Linked DNA regions of Homo sapiens: region 1 is linked to region 2. Evidence: chromatin loops called from intact Hi-C (ENCODE). Cell type or tissue: sigmoid colon. All regions are shown on one strand. Links, peaks and the distances in the headings refer to the core of each region. The heading gives the core; the rest is flanking DNA. Region 1 overlaps SHISA6 (shisa family member 6). Region 2 overlaps TMEM220-AS1 (TMEM220 antisense RNA 1).

The links. Peaks named below come from ENCODE experiments on the same cell type or tissue, not always from the same donor. Only the 100,000 strongest peaks of a DNase experiment are listed, where the experiment ranks them.
Region 1: it touches region 2 in a loop (4-fold over the local background); 1 of 110 quality-filtered maps calls a loop at or near these places.

What each region holds. Positions count from the first base shown.
Region 1 is chr17:11,299,129-11,309,398 of GRCh38, forward strand. The region is part of intron 2 of SHISA6 (shisa family member 6); the gene reads left to right. It overlaps LOC124903929 (a long non-coding RNA gene), which reads right to left. Exons shown (of 2, transcript XR_007065623.1): 2 at 9,393-9,659. Among named protein-coding and RNA genes, the nearest start is that of SHISA6, 63 kb to the left of the region's middle. In sigmoid colon, for the core only: no CTCF peak of the experiment used is centred there; a DNase peak (open chromatin) is centred at 5,703.
Region 2 is chr17:10,739,504-10,749,773 of GRCh38, forward strand. The region is part of intron 1 of TMEM220-AS1 (TMEM220 antisense RNA 1); the gene reads left to right. Among named protein-coding and RNA genes, the nearest start is that of TMEM220, 15 kb to the left of the region's middle. RefSeq lists an enhancer at 9,155-9,704. In sigmoid colon, for the core only: no CTCF peak of the experiment used is centred there; no DNase peak of the experiment used is centred there.

The sequences.
Region 1 (10,270 bases), core at 1,342-9,341, 560 kb after region 2:
CATTAGGATGGACCACATTTCTTCATTGTGTCATTGTGACCTCTAGTACATTCTATTCTCTGTCTGGATTTTAATGTTCTCCCCCATAAAATAAAGCAGTTGGATCGGAATAATCATAGCTAATATTTATTGAGAATTACTGGGTGCCAGATGCTATTCTAAGTGATTTACATACATTATATTACATTTAATTGTCCTGAAAGCTCCATCAGAGGTAGATATTACTATTTCTGGTGTTTTTTTTTTCAATGCAGGAACTGAGACACAGAGAATAAGTAACATGCTGTATTCATTTCCTATTAACTGCTAAAACAAATTACCGCAGATTTAAACAACACAAATTTATTCCCTGTGATTAAAACAACACACATTTATTCTTTTACATTTCTGGGCCAGAAGTCCAAAATAGCTTTCACTGGGCTGAAGTCAAGATATGTTAGGGCTGGTTCCTTCTGGAGGCTCTAGGGGAGAATCGATTTCCTTGCCTGTTCCAGCTTCTAGAGGCCATATGCATTCATTGGCTTACGGTCCTTTCCTGCATCTTCAAAGTGCATCACTCCAATCTCTGTTTTCCCCATCCCATCACCTTCTCTCTCTGACTCTGACCAACCTGTGTCCACTTATAAGGATCCCGTGTGGGCCTACCCACACAATCCAGGGTGGTCTCCTCATCTCAAGAACCTTAACTTGATCCCACTTGCAAGGTTCCTTTTGCCATGAAAAGCAACACCTTCAGGTCAGGTGCGGTGGCTCACGTCTGTAATCTCAGCACTTTGGGAGGCTGAGGTGGGCAGATCACGAGGTAAGGAGATCAAGACCATCCTGGCTAACACAGTGAAACCCTATCTCTACTAAAAATACAAAATATTAGCTGGGCGTGGTGGCATGTGCCTGTAGTCCCAGCTACTTGGGAGGCTGAGGCAGGAGAATCGCTTGAACCTGGGAGGTGGAGGTTGCAGTGAGCTGAGATCACGCCACTGCACTCCAGCTTGTGCGACAGAGCAAGACTCCATCTTAAAACAAAAAAAAAAAAAAAAGAAAAACAAGAAAAAAGAAAAAAAGAAAGGCAACACCTTCACAGGTTTAAGGACTGGGATGTGGATATCTTTGGGAGGCATTTTTCTGTTTACCACAATACCCGAAGCATGAGTTCCCAACCAGTGTAGACCTGGGCCCTGGGCACCACTGTGCCGTACTGACTTAGGATGGGCAAACATGGGGCATGCAAGCCACTGCCCTTCTCTTCGTGTCCATGGAGCACTGGCAACTGACTGCAGCCCTCTTTCCTTCAGAATCCGAGTGCATCTTAGAATCCTTCTCAACACTGTTTTCCAGGCAGCCCTGTCAGTTGACCCGAACTGTCAGGCACGATGAAGCCTGTGGGCCATTTTCAGTTTTGATCTCTAAGTTTTCATCTGGGTGTCACATCCAAGACACCCGTGGCACCAGTGAGCTTTTAGAGAGTGAGTTGTGGCAAGCCTGTGTGCCCTTCTTGGGAGAGAATTCCCTTTTTGCCAGTTTAGGACTTTTTTTTCTTTTTCTTTTTTTTTTTTTTTGTAATTCAGTGACTGTGGGTTTAAATATTACCCCTTCATAAGAGATGGCTCTAGGAAAAACAGGCTTCTTATTTCAATTCCCCGGCATACTGGCCAGGAACCTGGCTCTTTGTGAAATGCTAGTTGATAATTTCAGTTTGGGTGGTAGGGAAGGGAGGTGGAGCACATGGGGGAACACAGCCCCACCCTCCCGCCCCATCTGCTTGTGCTTCAAGAACATACTGTAATTGTTCAGCCCTGTATGGGGTGGGGGGAGAGAAAATCACAACATGTTCACACAGAAGAGAAAACAAACAGCCTTTAATACCAGTCAAGGGAAACACGTTTAAAGAGTTTTTTTGCAAGGCCTGAAGCAAAAGAACTTCTCCAGTACAGCTGCGTGGAGTCCCGTGCTCAGCTTCACTGTGGGCCTTCCACGTCTAGCTGTCAGAGCCTCTCTGCCTGTGCTGAGCCCGGTAGCAGACCCCTTTAATGCAGCTGGAACCCTCACTAGTTTTCTTCCTCCCTAACAGCCTATGATGTAGTGGTGGGTACTGGGGTGGGGAGCATTGGACCCTCAAGTTGAAGTTGCACTGTTTATCTCCTGGGTGCGTTGCAGCCCCCAGGACCATTAATTACACATTCTCCAGGCATCAAATTCCCCAGGTGGGTAAATAATTCCATTGCAATAAGGGGATGGTACATTGACCTTTATTTGTCTTTCTAATTTTCCACTTCTTTGGGGGCTCCGGGCTTTGCTAGGGCCTAATGAGCTCTAGTCCAAATGATTGCAGCACTTTGGGTCAGTATCTTCCTAAATTCACTCCTTTGCAAAGGTGCTGACCAGAGAACTGTGATAAAGGCTTTCCCCACTCTGGTCACACCGTGCATGAATGAGTCTTTCTCTTCCAGGCGTCCTTCAGTCAACCTCCTTGCCGTTCCCCTCCTTCCTGCCTCCTCCAGCCAGAGGCAGCTTCCAGAAAACTTCCCACTCTTACTGCATTTCCTATGAACGTTCCTGCAATCTAGGTGTGTCCTTGTGGATCCCCAAGTCAATGTCATGCCGGTAGAAAGGATGGGAATGCAGGTGTGACTCCTTCAAGGAGAGATTTCTCATAAGGGGAAACTGCCAGCTGTAGGGGTCCTCTCCCTTTGCATGGTTTTGGCTTTAGGAGCCTTGTATTCGTCCGTTTTCATACTGCTGATAAAGACATACCAGAGACTGGGAAGAGAAAGAGGTTCAGTTGGACTTACAGTTCCACATGGCTGGGAAGGCCTCAGAATCATGGTGGGAGGCAAAAGGCACTTCTTACATGGCGGCGGCAAGAGAAAATGAGGAAAAAGCAAAAACGGAAACCCCTGATAAACCCACCAGATCTTGTGAGACTTATTCACTATTATGAGAATAGCACAGGAAAGACCGGCCCCCATGATTCAGTTACCTCCCCTCCGGGCCCCTCCCACAACACATGGGAATTCTTGGAGACACAATTCAAATTGAGATTTGGGTGGGGGCACAGCCAAACCATATCAGGCCTAGAGCTTAACTTTAGGCCTCTGTTGGAGTTTTCTGAAAGAATTCAAATTTTGTCAGGCTCAGTTTCCTGACAGCAAAATTTGAGGAGTTGTAGAGAGTGAAATAGACCACAAAATGTTATGCTGGAAGGAACCTCCTAAGTTTGTCCAGTATAAAGTTCTTATTCTGCACATGAGGAATTTGCTCTTAGGTCCAGCAGCCAGAAAGTGGCTGACCTGTGTCCAGAATCCAGGTCCCAGGACATCCAGATCTTTTCTCAGCTCATTTTTTACGTGGTCACCTATGCATCTGCCTGTATTTTATTGCAATAAGGGGATGGTACATCTGGTACATGAACGTGCCAGAAACAGGCAAGCATTTCCTTGCCAGGCCTAAGCTTTTGAAAAGCAAGAGAGAGAGGGAGAGAAGCAGATGTTGAGGAAATAGCCTGAGTGCATTGGTGGCCTCTGGAACATCTGGACCAGTCCAAGCCGTCTTTTGCTTCCAACATTGGAAGTCCTGCTTAGGTCCTAGCAGGAAGATGATTTGTGATCCAACCATTTCACATATAGGGCCAAGAGGGCAGACCCGAAGGGTTGCAGCTCTCAGCAACAGCCCTACCCAGGGACCGAGGTTGCTATAGAAACAATATGGGGGTGGGGGAAAAAGCAGAGAGTCATCCAGGTGGAGAGGAGGGGGGCGTTTGAAATGAGAGGTTTCTAGATGAAACAGACTTCCTGCAGGTTCTGCTGGAGTTTCATTGAAGGCTGATGGCTTTGTCATTTCCCATCAAGCTGGGCTGTAGCATGGGGTGTGGAGGGCTCCTGGGAAAGAAAGACGTCTGACTGAGTAGTGTGATGACGCCCCCAACCCAGTGCAGTGCAGTGCAGTGAGCAGCCTATGTGCTTGTATGATTGTGTGATACATACACAATTGTGATTACCTGTGTGTGTGTACGTATCAGTGTGTGATTTTGTGTGTGATTACCAGTGTAGTTATGTTTGAGTGTGTGTGCTTGTGTGGTTTTGTGTGTGTGTGTGTGTAAGATTCAGTGTGATTGTGAGTGTGGTTGTGTGATTGTGGTTGTGAGTATGTGTGTGGTTTTATGTGCAGTTGTATGGTTGTGTGTATAGTTGTGAATGTATGTGATTGGTTATGTGTGGTCGTGAGTATGGTTGTGTGTGGTGTTTTGTGCATGATTCTGAGTGTGGTTGTGTGTGTGATTGTGTCTGGTTGTGAGCATGTGTGTGTGGTTTTGTGTGCAGTTGTATGGCTGTATGTGTGGTTGTGTGTGAATATATGTGATCACTTGTGTGTGACTGTGAGCATGGTTGAGTGTGTGATTGTGTGGTTGTGTGTATGTGAGAGTGTGATCTTCTCTGATGCTGCCATGAGGTGACGGGATTTTTTACCTGTAGGAGAGCCACACAGAAAAAGGCCACATGCAGAAGGCTGAGCCTGGGGAGCCATCTCCAGCATACAGAGGACAAGGGAGCCATCAGGCCTGGTGCTCTCAAGCCCCCAGTCCCAGTTGGCCATGCGTGTCACTCAAAGACCCTTCTCTGCCCTCAATACCTGCAGCACAAAAGGTCATAATAAAAGCTCGTTGTAAGGATGACTCCTCAGAGGAGTGTGCTGAGTTGGGGGTAAATGTGGGGATGGGGACATGCCATCCCTGCTTCTGTGTTTCCTCCAGTTGTGTTTCTAGGGTGGGCCTGAGGTGGGTACAGCAGTGGAAGGGCAGGTGCCCGAGAAGAGGCCATGTTTCCAGCGTGCCAAAAGCTGCAGGGCCTGACCGGCTCCATATCCAGGAGCAGATGTGAGGATCCCCAGGCCTCACTGTTTCTGCACAGACGAATGGAGCAGAAGGCCATATCAGGAAGGCCTTCTAGGATAGAAGCCCTTTCCTGGGAAGCTTTGGGTAGTTTGCACCTTTCCTGGTGAGCGATAGGGTCCCCAGTGGGTAACGAGGGCCTGACTGGCCAAGAGGCCCCTTTGCTCTAGGGGAGCTGCCCTGCTCCAGTGAGAGGGGCCCTGGAGGGGTCAGTGCCTGGAGTTGGACGAAGGCACTGGGGAGGTGGCCGGGTGGCAGTGTGAAGTGGTGCGAACAGGAAGATGTGAGCTTCACGAGCAGAGGGAGGATGATCACACAGCATCTCACGTCCTAGGCTCAAGATCTACCTTTTCCTCCTACAGCTTTGATCTCAACACCTGCAGTCAAAAGATGACGGCCCCTGCTTGAGCCTTGCTCTGTGAGGTGGGGAGGAATGATGCCTGGGATGCCTGGTACTGGGATGCAATGGGGAGAAGCCAGCAGAGAGAAGCAAAGGGCGGGTGGGTGCTGGGAGGTAGGAGAAAGGGTATTTTGCCAGCAGCATTTTGAGCTGATTGGAGAGGAAGTGAGGAGTGGGCACAGGTTGGGGAGGCATCAGAAGACGAGATGAGTGGGGACCACAGCACCCTTTAGGGCTATGCTTCAGTGATGATGCCAAGGAAGGAGTGCCAGTGAGGTGTGGAGGAGAAGAGAGAAGATCCCAAAATAACTCTGGGAACTTTCCAGGGACACTTCAAGCCGGAGTGTAGGGAAACTCAGCCCTGAGACTTGCCAGAACTGTTCCCGGTAGGAGCTGGGGATGAGGGCTCGGTGCCAGGCAGGTCTCACTGCGCTTGGCCACTTGTAAGAGACCTCTTCCTGCTGGGCTTCTGGGTGGCTGGTTGGTCAAAGAGGACCAAAGAGAAGCAGAAGCAGTGCTGTGATAGTTCCTCAGACCGCATGTTTCGATGCACAGCTTTGTTGTTCCGATTTTTATGTGGTTCAAAGAGTCCTTCCACAGTTACAAGACTAGATGTCACATTGACCTGTGGTGTTGGGGCTTTTGAGGCACTTCTTCATGCGTCACATCTCATCCCTGGTGAAGCATAGCACCTGCTGGTGGTGTGCCCTTGGGCGAGTTCTGGAACAACTTTTGTGCCTCCTTTTCCTCTTACAAAAAGCAGGGCTCCTAAGATCAACTCATTAGGGGTATACTGTTTACACTGAATAAGCAAGCATTCATGAAGCACCTAGGACATTGTCAGCATTCCATAAAACTAGCTACTTCATGGATCTTTGTACAACCCTTTTAACCATGAAGTCATCTTTATAGTCAACAAGTAAGAAAACCAAGATTCAATGAATTTAAATAAATTTCTGAGATCAATAAGCAATGCACAGGAAGAGGGGGAGCAAAGCTAATGGAAACAAATTGCAACGTGTCCTGGAGAGCCCCTGAAATGGCGGGAGAAGGGCCCGAGTTCAGGTTGCATTGTCTGTGTCGCCTCACAGACTGCTGCACAGCAGGCTGGATTGACTGATGAAGCCCGCTTGGGATGACACACTCAACTGCTGTGACAGAGATTCAAACATGCATCAAGAAATCGGAAGTTTCTCTCTTTTGTAACAGTCTTTGAGTTTGGTGTTGCGGGTGGCTCTGCCATTCCCTAGGCCCAGAACCCGGAACATTTTCTTTGTGGTCCAAGCTGGACCACAACAGTCTGTGCTCAGCCCTCAGGGCATGACAGAGAGTGGAGGAGACAGGCCCACCCTGCCCCGAGCCTCCACCTGCGTGTAGCACCATCACGTCTGCTTATGTCTCGGAGCGGAGGCCAACAGCTAGGGAGGCTGGGAGATGGGGTGGACTGTCCAGCTGATGGCCAGGCTCTGATTTTATTACCACAGAGAAAGGGAGAAGGCATTATTTGTGGGCAGTTAGTGGTCTTCACTGTCATAGTCAGCGCCTCTGAACACCAGATGCCTGTGCGTACCCTTCTTCTTACAAACAGGACATCTGCCACCGTGCCCCAAAGCAAACAACCCCACCAAACCTCATCAGCTATGAAGACCTGAAAAAATAGCTCATTTTACTGAATGCTGACAGTGTACTAAGTGTTTTATAAATTGTTGCTTATTCACTGCAAACCATATACCACTAATTAGGTTGATCTTACCTAGGTCTGAGTTCAGGATCCCTGGATCTTAAGCAATTCTCCTCTCATGAGGTCTGGATTCCCGATCCAGAGGTTGAAAAAGGAAAGTAAGTGATCTCAGCCTTCCCCCACCACAAGCCTTCATCCATCTCCCCAAGACCTCCCCATACAGGATGCAATGGTGGAGCAGAGCCGAACAATTCACAAGAACAGTTTCCATTGAGAAAAGAGAAGGAGGGCCACAGAGCTGGGCCACAGCAATGATGGGCTTCTGCTGGGTAGAAATTGCCTTGAGAGTGGAGGAGGTTTCTGATTGAGACCCTGGTTCCGCTCTCTGGGAAGCATGCCCTTGTTTATGGCCATGATATACTGTGTCCACTGTATTCATCCTTGGGGTCTTCGTTTGTGTCCTCTGTGACTGCACCTGAGTGGGCATTGGTGAGCCCGCCCTTTGGAGTCTGAAAACTTCGTTACTTGCTTATTTTTTGGATGTGATAAGGGCTGTGGTGGCTTTAGGCACAGAACAGTCACAGGTTTTTTCAGGCCCAGTCCAGTCCTTCTTTGGCAATAAATTCCCACAGATGACTTAATAGGCTTCTGGTCTACTTGCTTCCTGTCAGTTCCATGTTCCAGCAACTGCACTTAGTATTCTTTCCTAGACATCGCTCTTAAATCTGCTTTATCCTTTGCTTCTTTGACCTATCCCCATCTCCTTTATTTCCATGGTGACTTGTCCCATCCAAAACCAGCCGTAGGAGTTGGTGGAAAGGGAAGGCAACATCCTTAAGTTGATCTTTGCCTAAAAGATGCCTCTGAAAGAAGGCTTTGAAGAAAGCAGTGTATCTCCTGATGTTCAGAATATGGAAGCAGATGGCATTTCAAGCCCTGTTTCTCGCAACCCCCCAGTGGAAAAATTTTATTTCTTCTATATCTCTTTGCAAAATAACCTTTAAGACAGTGCCATATATTTATTTATTTATTTTTGTTTGTTTGTTTTCTTTTTTTTTCTTTTTTTCTTTTTTTTTTATTATACTTTAAGTTTTAGGGATATATTTAGTACTCTGTTGTCTGTACCAGTTAGAGTCTAAGTTGCTCTACTCAAGAGATCTCCAAATGCAGTGGCTCTATTGAGATAACTGTTGCTTACACAACTATCTGAGTTTCAGGTTGACAATGAGCTCTGCTCCATGCATTAGCTTGGGGAGCTAGGTTTCTTCCATATTGTTCGCCTGCCTTCATTAAGTCATTGTCCGTGTCTGCATAGCCAAAGCTGGGTTCCAGTGTCAATTCTCCAGCTTATCGGAAGAGGAAAGCAAGAGGAAGGAAGCAGGTCCATCATCTCTCAGCTTTCAGCCCAGACGTGGCTCACAGTACTCTTATTCATCTTTCTTAGTTGAGCTCATAGGCACATAGCCACACCTAACAGCAAGGGAGGCTGGGGAATGGAGTGTGTGTCTGGCCACCTGTGTGTCAGGTTATTGTTCTCCTACCATGGAAGACGGGGAGAATGGATTGGGATGGACATTGAGCAGTGTGCATCATTCATGCTGTTTGCATAAAGTCTATGCTCTCATGAAGTTTACCTTGACTTGAGGTAAACAAATATTCCAATTCATAGTATAACTTCACATAATGGTACATGCTATGGAGAAAAATAATGTGAGTAAAGGGATATTGAATAACGAAAATTGTTACATAGATAGGATTGGAGGACCCTTAGAAATGCCAGCCCAGCCTTTCATTTTACAGATGAGAATGTTGAAGGTAGAATAACTAAGAAGTGTTTAGTATCAACAAGCAAATGAAAGGAGTGTACTAGAAAAAAGGCAGTTTCTTCCGGTGCCTCCAAATAATACAGCGGAGTTTGGTGTCTGAGCTGTTGTCCTGATGGTCTGACTTTGGTGGGGTAAGGAAGTGGGCACTAGGGAGGTTGATGCCCAGGTCACCAAAATCTATCATGGAAGGGCAGGGTTAGGGGGCCTTTAGAAATGCTGGCCCAATCTCTGATTTTATAGGTGAGAAACCTGCAGTCCAGAGGGACGAACCATCTGCCCTGAATTTCCTTAGTGTTTTGGCTTTTTCACAATTTCTGTTCAGGAAGATGGCCATGTAACAGGCAGAAATGCCAGGGTGGAGAAGGCACAGCTAAAGAAGCAAACTGCCAGAATTCCATCAGGGTGATCCCAGCTCCCTAAACACACAAACATCTGCCTCTGCCCAACCCTTCCTCCTAACCTCATATGTGCACAGGAATGCAGCAAATTAACCTCCTGGAAATGGCAGGAGCGTGGTTTTCTCCCTTCTGCATCCAAGGATACCAACGGAGCTTTCTCTTTTCCCCTCTACCAAAGGCCACAGTATCTCAGACTTCCCAGTACAATTTCCAGAGTGCTTTATTAAATAACTCACTAAACACCCCAGATACTGTGATCGGCTACGTTCGCTAAGCCCTCCTCATTTCACAAGCTGATCCAAAAAGCAATCAAGTTTGTCCAGCATGATTTGTTCTTTAATAAAGAAACTCTGCGATCTCACAGCTGATCTTTGCCCAGGGCTCAGGCTGCAACCAATACTTGAGTTCTGTTGGGTAAGTATCCACAGGGGAATCTCTCCATGCTCGGTGGCTGCGATGCAGGCAACAGCTGTAAAGAAAATGCTTTGTTATGTAAAGGGAAGAACAGGCAACCTTTCAGAGTCAGACTGGAAGGCACAGTGGCAAATTAGTTCGGTAAACCTGTAGGCTCTCAGTTTCATACTTTCACCAGATACTAAACTTCCAAAGATTGGGCACTGCCAGTGGAGCACGAATCATCCACGTGGCTTTTTAAATTTTTTTTGAGACAGGGTCTTGCTCTGTCACCCAGGCTGGAATGCAGTGGCACCATTATAGCTCACTGCAGCCCCAAACTCCTAGGCTCAAGCAATCCTCCTCCCTCAGCCTCCCGAGTAGCTGGGACTACAAGTGCATGCCACCATGCTTAGCCAATTTAAAAAATGATTTTAGAGATGGGGTCTTGCTATGCTGCCCAGGCTGGTCTTGAACTCCTAGACTCCAAGGATCCTTCTGCCTCAGCCTCCCAAGTAGCTGGAATTACAGGCTCAAGCCAACACGCCCCACTCCACATGAAGCAAGTGTTTGCTGGCAGAAGTTATACAGAACTGGCCTTCATCATTTAGGGAGAATAAGTTACTAGTTGGGCCTAATTGCAGCTTGTTTTCTGTAATAATTTCAGTCGATGAATATGATTGTTTC
Region 2 (10,270 bases), core at 1,276-9,275:
CTGGTCAGCCTCCACTTGTTCCAGCTCACCTTCCTTCTTCACCACTTCACGTGCACACACACACACACACACACACACCCCTGGCCCTGTGGTTACACAGCCTCTTCAGTCCTTCCAAAGGGCAGTGCTTCTGCCCTCCAGAGAGCTTTCAGACACTGCATTTCCTTCTGTCGGGAAGGGTCCCGCTTTGCCTACTTTGTCCTCTTTCCACTCTTAGCCTCCTTACGTAAGCCTGTCACAGGCTCTTAGCAGCTGTCACATCTCCCTTGCAGCACTGACCACAATGGCCATTAAATAATTAACTGTACAATTAGTTGTTTAGTGTCTGTGTAGCCCACAGAACAACAGGCCCATGAGAACAATCTCTCTCTCTGCTTTTGGTTCCTGCTACCTTCCCAGGCTTAGCGGGTTGAACTCGGTGGGTTCTTATTAACTATTGCTACAGGAAAGAGCCAAGGAATAAATGAATTATTTAAATCCTAATAAGCCCCTCCTATCCTTTAGATATTTTTGTTCCCAGTTTATAGATGTAAAAGTAAGGTGCAGGTGCAGGGTGGTTAGGTAACTGGCCCAAGGTCACCCACTTAGTAACAGTGGAGACTGAAGTAGAAATCCAGAGCTTTCTGATTTCAAAGATCAGGCTCTAAACAGCCACGACTCAAGCCCAGTTTGCTTTAAATGATGATGAGAGAATTCTTAACAGAAAGTCAGAAGCATCCTAACTAGAAATTCATGAAAGAATAATTTTATTTTATTAAAAGAATTATTGCAATCAACAAGAGAATGGATAAACAAACTGTGATATAATTACATAATGGAATACCACTAGCAAAAAAGAGAAACAGACTACTAACATGCTGTCGCATCCATGAATTGCAAAAACATGCTGAACCAAAGAAGCCAGACACAGAAGACTACATGCTGTGTGACTCTATGTGAAATTCCAGAAGAGGCAAAAACCATGGATGTGAGAGCCATTAGGTCAGTAGTTGCCTTTGGGGTGAGACAAGGAGTGTCTGGGAAAGAGAATAAGGGAATTTTCTGGGGTGATGATAATGTTCTGTATCTTGATGGAGATTTCAGTAACCTATTTGTGTATGTATTTGTCCAAAGTCAGCATCCATACTCATGAGATATGTTAATTTCTCTCTTTGCAAATTATATCTGGAAAACCAAACAAACTCTTAAACCAATATTGAACTGTAGTTTGTGACATGCATGCTGAAGTGTTTGGGGTGACGCGTACTGACGTCTGTAGCTTGCTTAGAAAATAAGATGGATGCTGGTGGACAGAGGGAGGAATGCATGGACAGACGCGGGGTAAAGCGAGGAGAGTAAAATGGTACATGTAGAGTCTAGTGGGGGGGGGGTGTGGGTGTTCACTGCTCAAAACTTTCCAACTTTACTGTATGTTTGAAAATTTTCATTATAAAATGTCAAAAAAAAGTTCATGACCAGCCTGGCCAACGTGGTGAAATCCCGTCTCTACTAAACATACAAAAATTAGTTGGGCGTGGTGGCAGGTGCCTGTAATCCCAGCTACTTGGGAGGCTGAAGCAGGAGAATCGCTTGAATCTGGCGGGCAGAGGTTGCAGTGAGCCGACATGAAGCCACTGTACTCCAGCCTGGGTGACAGAGTGAGACTTCATCTCAAAAAAAAAAAAAATCAGTCAAAAAAAAATACAGTAAGCTGAAAAAATGCATTTCAAAAGCAGCTAATGTTTATGGTAATCAGTAAACAATCCAAAGATGCATGCTAGAAAATTATTCACCGTTTTTTATTAAAGGGGATGATTGGCAGGGAGAATGTGGAGAAGAGGCCCAGGAGTGGGGTTGGGAGATGCCTAATTCTTGGCAGGATCTGGAAGAAGAGGCAGCTGGTGGGATCTTCTTCAGGGTAGAGAGGTTACAGAATACGAGACTGAGCCTTTGAGGGCAGCCACCTCCTCCCTGAGGCCTCTGGGGTGGCAGTTAGTTCTCAAAGCTTGTTTCATTTATGGTCCAGCACCATAAGTGCTGTTGCTGACATTATTGGCTTGGCAGTGAAATCAAGCCTGCGCCCTTGGGGGCGGTGCGGGGGTCTTGCCCGGATGGTCGATGTGATGGTGTCAATGGCAGAAGGAGGCTGGAGACGTGGGCACTCTAATCTGATCCCCAACATTCACTGGTTATGTGGCCCTGGGTGCATCACTGAACCTCCTCTGGCCTCTGTTGCCTTATCTGTAAAATGAAGACAATAATATTTAGCTTGCAGGGCTGGTATCAGAATTACATATTCTGACATTATCAAGGTCAGCTGTGTGTTGCCAAGTCTGAGGTCAAGCCTCAGTCCCCTGTTGCTCCCTTTATCAGTGGCTTGTGACACAGTTGATCAGGCCCTCTGCCTTGAAACACTTGGTGCTCTCTGCCAGGGGACATCACTCTCTCTTAGGTCTCTCTTAACCTCCCGGGCTACTCTTCCTCAGCCTCCTTTGGTGAATCCTTCTCTGGTGAATCCTCCTCTTCGCCCAAATCACAAGTTGGGCTAACCCCGGGGCCCAGTCCTCAGCCCTCTTTTGGGCTCTCCTTACACCCTGCCCCATTTCCTATGCAGTTTCTGTTCAAACAGGTCCAAAGCCAAATCTTGGATACCCTGCCCACAACCAGCTCCTTTCTTTGTAAGTCTTCTTCTCTTTCTAAATGGCACCATCAGTTCTCCCGGTTGCTCCAGCCACAATCTTGGAAGCATCTTTGACCTATTTTTCTCCTCCATGCTTAATTCAACAACAAATCTCATTGCTTCCACTTTGGAAACATATCTGCAATTGGGCGACTCCTGTCCACCCTCATGGTTAGGAGCCTAACCCAAACCCTAACACCTCGTACCTGGACTGTGGCATCTGCTATCTGCTGCCTAACCAGTCTCTCAGCTTCCACTCTTGTCTCCCTAAACCCTGTTTTCCTCACAGTAACTAGAATTGTCCTTAATGCATAGAATCATGACTCTCCTTCATCTCAAAGCTCTCCAACAGCTTCAGAATAAAATCCATGTCCCCAGGATGCTCCCAGGGCCTGTGACCCCTCTGGACTCATGCCCTCCTTCTGCTCATTCTGCTCCATCACTGCTCACTTCCCAGCTACCCCTCCAACACACCAATGCGCCCCCACCTCACGGCCTCTCCCTGCGCCGTGCCCTCCACTGGATTGCCCTTCCCTTGATATCTAGAAGGCTGAATCTCCCACCGCTTTTAGATTCCTGCTCAAATTGCACCTCATCTTTTTTTTTTCTTTATAAATTACTCTGTCTTGGGTATGTCTTTATTAGCAGCTTGAAAACGGACTAATACACCTGTCCAGGCTACCTTCACAGTGGGTTCACTTATGAAACCCATCGTCTTACATCCATAATAATGGTTTACTCTATTTAGTGTAAATGAGGAAGCTATGTGATAATAGCTGGAATCTTCTGTCTAAGAGGAAGAAAAGAAACCAAAGTAACCATAGCTTATACAGAAGAAATGACAGCACTTAAGAGATGAAGTCCGGAACAAAGTCTGGGTATTAAGCCATAGAACATCCTTATAGGAACTTGGACCTGTCACCTGCAGCAATTTGGTCACAACTCTGCATATGTAATGAGCATGTAAATAAATTCTCCTTTACTCCTGGAGAAGATGTTACTGATCTGCTACCAGCTGAACACATGTTTGTAGTAGGGATGACAGGTTCACCGGATCTATCTCTCCCTAATCTGGTTTCCTTTGTGACCGGTCGCTTGTCTTTCTTTGCAAGGCAGCTGGCCAGGGTTGTAGAAATTGCACCTCATCTTAGAGTCTCTCTCGACTCCTCTATCTGAAATTGCATGCTATTTCAATCTCCTCGTTCTGCTTTTTTTTTTTTTTTTTTTTTTGCTTTCCTTGTTGCTTGGCATGGTGTATTTACTTGCTCATTAAAAAGATTATGTGTCTTCCTACTTGAACGTGAGCCACGTGACAAAAGGGACTTCACATATATTCCTTATTGCTGTATCCGCAACACCTAGGACAGAGCCTGGCGCCCAGTGGTTTGCCAATAAAGGTTTGTAGGATGGACGAGTGAGTAAAAAAAAAATGGCTCGCTTAGTGCCTAGCCTAGAAAATGCACCCACAAAATGATTATTGTATCATAATAATGGTCCTTTATGGAGAAAATGGGCCAAATTAGAGGGGAAGAACTTGATTCTGATCTTAAAGTTAGATCCTGAATGGAAAAATACTTAATCCCTTGGGCAGTTTCATCATTAGTATGAATCAGAGGTTCCTTTTCTGGCATGGAAGATAGATTGTCATTTGATCCAGAAATTACTGCCCAGAACTTTCCTGGCCAATAGTTCTGTTCTCCTGCCTAAATTCCTTCTTCATCTGACTCCAGATTCCCTGTTTCTGCCTAGGGTGCATTCATTCCTCCCTCCCTCCCTCCCTCCCTCCTTCTCTTCCTTCCTTCCTTCCTTCCTCCTTCTTTCTCTTTTTCTTTCTTTTTTTCTCTTTCTTTCTTTCTTTCTTTCTTTCTTTCTTTCTTTCTTTCTTTCTTTCCTTCTTTCTTTCTTTCTTTCTTTCTTTCTTTCTTTCTGTCTTTCTCTCTCTCTCTCTCTTTCTTTTTTGGAATCGGGGTCACACTCTGTCATTCAGGTTTGAGTGTAGTGCTTCTGTCATAACTCACTGCAGCCTCAACCTCCTGGGCTCAAGTGATCCTCCTGCCTCAGCCTCCCAAGCAGCTGGGACTACAGGCACACACCGCCATACCCAGCTAATTTTTAAATTTTTTGTAGAGATGAGGTTTTGCTATGGGGCCTGCGTGCATTTCTTTGAAATGACCCTGAGCATGCTACCACCCAGTGATTCCACCCCTAAGGCATAAAGCTTTCCAGTGGCTGCAATGCAAGACCCTGTCTTAAAAAAAAAAAAAAAAAAAAAAAAAGACAGCGCTGTTACACATTTCAACAGAGCCGTTTAAAAGACATTTATCAGAATTCTGCTGAGCAGGCTTTGAAATTAGTTCTGCTCAGATATTGGAACTTCTTATCTCCGCAGACAAATAGATACAGCCCCGTGTACTGTGGGCAGGAAGTGGGCCTTTGATCTCTGTGGGGAGACCTGCTTTATATATAGCACTTTAAAAAATCGAATTATGTTCTGTGTAAGTTTATTTTGAGGACGTCATACTCTATGGAAACAAGTAGGATTCCTTTATCAGAAAGGAGATTGTAGGTTCTACAATCACAGAACAAATATACGGTGCCTGCTCTGCTGATCATACAGTGACTGTTTGATGAAGTTCAAATACTTGATGGAAAGGAGCAAAACAGAGGAGGATATTGATACACACACACACACACACACACACACACGCACACATAGGCATAGATTGTGGGGAGAGGGAAAGAGAGAAAGGGAGAGAGACAGGGAGGAGGGGAGAGAGGGAAAGGGGGAGAAGGCGAGGAAAAGGGTGGGAGGGAGAGGGAGAGAGACAAAATAACTCTTCAAATTTGAGAGAGATGGAAAGGATTCCAGCTGATGACAGCTACGGGCTTTACTGTATTTTACTTCTGCACCTAGTTGGTGAGCTAGGAGCTAGGGGCAGAGTAAGAGTTATTATTTCCTTCCTTTTATTTTTCTCTTTTTAGCTTCTAGCCTATCTGGGCAGAAAATAATCTGTCACCAGCCTGGCCCAACCAACAAGCAGAGCCCTGAGATGGGCAGGGAGCATTTGGTCCCCTGTGAGTTGTAGGAGGTTACCCTGAAATCTGAGAGGTGACATGGCTTACCAGGATCCCAGAGCGAGTGGAGTGGGGACCCCCCCTGGAATCTTACAGTTCAGACTCTCAACCCCCCTGCTTCTGTCCACACATACACAGGAGATTTTCAAACAACGCTCCTTGAGAGGGAGGAGGGAGGTGCCGAGGCAGCTGTGACTCTCACGCCCATCTTTAATCAGAGCGGCTCCACTCAGACTTAAAAAAAAATGTTAGTTCATGTCTTTTACTGACTCATACACAATTACTTGTCTTCTGGTTTGTTGAAGCAATCAGTCAGACAACAATTTGCCACAGTAATTTCGCTCCAAGTGGCTGGCCATAAACACTCCAGTGCCACAATCATCTGAAGGGCATTTCCAAAGAAGGCAAGTAATTTGGCCATTCTCATCCATTTTCTAGTATTTCAAGTCAGCCAGTTAACCTTCTTTCTCTCCTGCTTTTCTTCTTGGGAGTGGTGTAAGATTTCTTCATTTTGTTAGCACCACCATGAAGTCTTACCACAGGATGAAGAGTAGACTTTTTTTGAAAGTTGTAGTCAGCTGGGCGCGGTGGCTCACGCCTGTAATCCCAGCACTTTGGGAGGCCAAGGCGGGTGGATCACGAGGTCAGGAGTTCGAGACCAGCCTGGCCAAGATGGTGGAACCCAGTCTCTACTACAAATAAAAGAAAATCAGCCGGGCGCGGTGGCTCATGCCTGTAATCCCAGCACTTTGGGAGGCCGAGGTGGGGGATTGCTTGAGCTCAGGAATTCAAGATGAGCCTGGGCAACATGATGAAACCCTGTCTCTACTAAAAATACAAAAATCAGCCAGGCATGGTGGTGTGTGCCTGTAATCCCAGCTACTTGGGAGGCTGAGGTGGGAGCATCACTTGAGCCTAGAAGGTGGAGGTTTCAGTGAGCCAAGATTGTGCCACTGCATTCCAACCTGGGAACCTGGGTGACACAGCAAGACTCTCTCTGAAGAAAGGAAGGAAGGGAGGGAGGGAGGGAGGGGAAAGAGAGAAAGAAAAGAAAGAAGAAAGAAAGAAAGGAAGAAAGAAAGAAAGAAAGAGTCAAAGTACATCCATCTTTTTCTTCCAGTTGCTTTCCAGCAAAGATCCGCCTTTGCTGATCAAGAGGAATTCCTTTCTTATTCTGGGTCTTGGCCTTTACATTTTCTGTCATATCCAAGGGTTCGACCTTGAGGATGACGGTCTTCCCCGTAAAGATTTTTATTAAAAAATCTGTATTTTGGTGGCGGTTCCACTGCAGATGGCAGATTGAAAAGCCAGAATATTTTCTGCATTCAGGATCTTGTAGTAGGTTGACAGAAAAAAAAGAGGTTTGAAAATACAACAAAGGGAAGGTACATTAGAAAGGGTAGTCCACACTAAAAGACTGGGAAAACCTAGTAACTAAGAACACAGATTCTAGAACTGGACTCCGTGGATTCAAATCCCAGCTATGCCTCATATGATTTGCATTTCTTTATCTGTAAAATGGATAGATGGAAGCAGCTGTACCTCCTAGGGTTGAGAGTGTTACATGAGTGGATGTACGTGACACACTTAGAAAATGCACTCAGCAACTGCCTTCTTAGCTTTTAACTCGGGGGTGGGAAACCCAGGTTAGATTAAGCAGCTGTTGCGAATTGCTAATCAGGGGAGAAGTCAAAATTCCCTTCAATAACTAGTTCTGTCACTCCATTCTTTAATATTGATGCTTGGTCAAATTAATAAAGACATTTTATTTGGTTAGCCCCTTTGGTTGGAATGAAGAAAAAATTACTCTGGATAGCTCAAGAAACAAATTAAATAGGATAGGGAACATAGTGATTATTATAAGCATAATGATGGGCAAAAAGAGGAGACAAAAATCTCAGAACAGGATGAGAATGGGTTCTTGAATGCGGGACCCCATGCGATGTGGCTTCTGCAGGTGGAACAGCCACGTCCCCTTTGGTCTTCAGAAGCAGGAGCTGGTGGCTTCTTGCTGGAACAGCCCATCGTCCACTCATTCTCATGCCCCGTTTTGGGACAGTGGGGTGACCACTTTGTTTTAATTGCTTATGTAATTGTCTGCCTTTCCCTATGAGGTGCAGTCTTAGCGTGGGCAGCACCCAGCCAGGCTCACTACTGCTTGTTGGCAGAGCACCTAGCACATGACAGTCACTCCACAAATGGTAGCTGGCTAGATGGTGTATCAGGTAGGATATGGGGAGGCTTCCTCGCTCCCTCTGCTGCTGCTTCTCTTCTGTGCCCTTCTGCCCATCTCCTGCCCGCAGCCTCTCTGCCTCTTCCGCCGCACTCCCATACTGCTAGTCATGGTCAGATTCCCAAGAGAGAGAACATTGCAATGATCTAGCTCCTCTTGCTGCTCTCCTCAGTCACTGATTCATTCTTCCATCCACCTGCCTACGTGTCCACCCATCTCTTCGTATTTTGTTGCTACTGAGTATCTGTTTTCCTTTCCCTTCTCCAGTTCCTCCCATGGGGCTTTGGTGGGATGGACCCCACCCCAGATCTAGCCATTGCACTGGCCACTGGAATGGCTTCAGAGAAAGTCGTGCACCCCAATTTAGGCTAATGAGAGAATAGCTGGTTCTTATCTGGACCATGTGGTGTAAGAACAAGATCTTGTCTGCCTGGGTGTTCTGGGCCAACCCAAGGAGCCACACAAGATAGGATGGAGTGGGAGACAGGTACAGAGAGAGAGGGAAAGGTTGATTAGATACTGGATGACATGGTTTGAGTTACTGGATCAAGTCTCATTTGAAGCTAGAACTATTCCTGAACATCCAAGATTTTTTAGCTATTACATTCCTTTAGCCAGTTTTAATTGGGTTGCTTGCAACCCAAAGGATGCTACCTGACAGGCCATCTAGCCAGCTATCATTTGTGGGGTGACTGCCATGTGCTAGGTACTCTGCCAACAAGCAGTAGTGAGCCTGGCTGGGTGCTGCCCACGCTGAGGCTACGTCTCATAGGAAAAGGCAGATAATTACGTAAGCAATTAAAACAAAGTGGTCACTCCATTGTCCCAAAGCAGAGAGTGGATGATTGGATTGGCTCCATTGTTTTAAAGCCAGTCTTTACATATGTTTATGTGTGCCTATGCACAGGAAAACATTAGAGATGTGATCTGTTGGCTTATTTTACACTTTGCTTTATTTTTGCAGTGAACCTTAATTACTCTAAAATCAAGGGGGGAAATGCTATTAGAATCAAAATGATAAGTATGGTAAGCATTGTGCTGGGAGAGGTACTGGATGCTGTTAGGAGCACTTAGCAGGGACTGGCTTTAGGCAGCTGCATAACTGCAGGGAGCAGTAGAGAAGGTTCAGTGAGGCTCACTTGTGCATAGAGACCTTCCTGCCTCTGCCTGTATAGGCCCACCCTTAGCGAGGCCCTGGGGGTATCGGCTGGTCGGAGAAGCCAGGCACAGGAGCCTGGAGTCCCTGGCCTCTTCTCCAGACTGTCTGGGGCGTTGGCTCCCTGATCTGGCCGGGAGCATTTCCCCAGCTCATTCCTCTGCCTTACGGTGGAGAGCTGGTTACTGGAAGCACAAAGCCCTTTCCTTTCAGGGCTCCAGAAGCTGAACATTAAGAAACCATTGCAAATACAGTAATTGCTCAGAATGAGCATTAATGTCCTATTAAATAGAGGTGGCTGCTGTGGCTGGAATATCTAATTCAGCAGCCATTTCCTGAGAACCATGTTAATGTGATTTGAGCTAATTACCTCCTCTCTGCCTAAGCTCAGTCCAGAAATTACTGAGGCCTCTGCCCTTCAGTCTTTGGAGAAGCACAAGAATCCCTCACTCCCTTTCTCGGCAGGGGAGTTCCGGAGGTTCAGGCAGCAAGCAATCATCAATCAATCAGCGATTGGCCACTCTGTGCTTGACATTGGACTAGGTGCTGAGGAGGTGGGGACACTCATTAAATCTCATTCTGTGCCTTTGAGGCATTTGACATTTGTCTAAGAAGTCAGGACAACCGTGGCTAAGAAATGAAAGAATTGGAGAACATACAGGACAGCATGGACTCTTCATTAGTTCAGTCATTCTTGGTGGTAGAGGGCACACTGGTGGATAACACAGCTCTGGTCCCACAGTCATGGGAGCTTATGTTCTAATGAGACAGACATTGACTAAGCAATTGTGCAGTAGTTGACTAACCACAACAGTAATATGCGTGATGGATTATTACAGGATGTCATGAGAGAATAAAATGAGGAGTGGGGTGGAAACTGACCTAGCCTTTGGGGAAGGGGGTCTGAAAAAGCCTCCAAGGGAGTAGGAGACCCGAGAGTGAGCAGGAATGAGCAGAGCACAGGAGCGAAGGGGATCTCTTCACCTCCGCACTGTTTGCGGAGTATGGGGGCTGGGCACAGAGAGGAAAGGGCAGGGTGGTGCCCGGTAAAGCAGTACTGTCTCTCTGTCTTGCTGCCTGCAGCAGCATGTCGTGGTGCCCAGTGCCAGGACCTTGGAGTTGGGAGACCTGGGTTCCAGTGGCACCC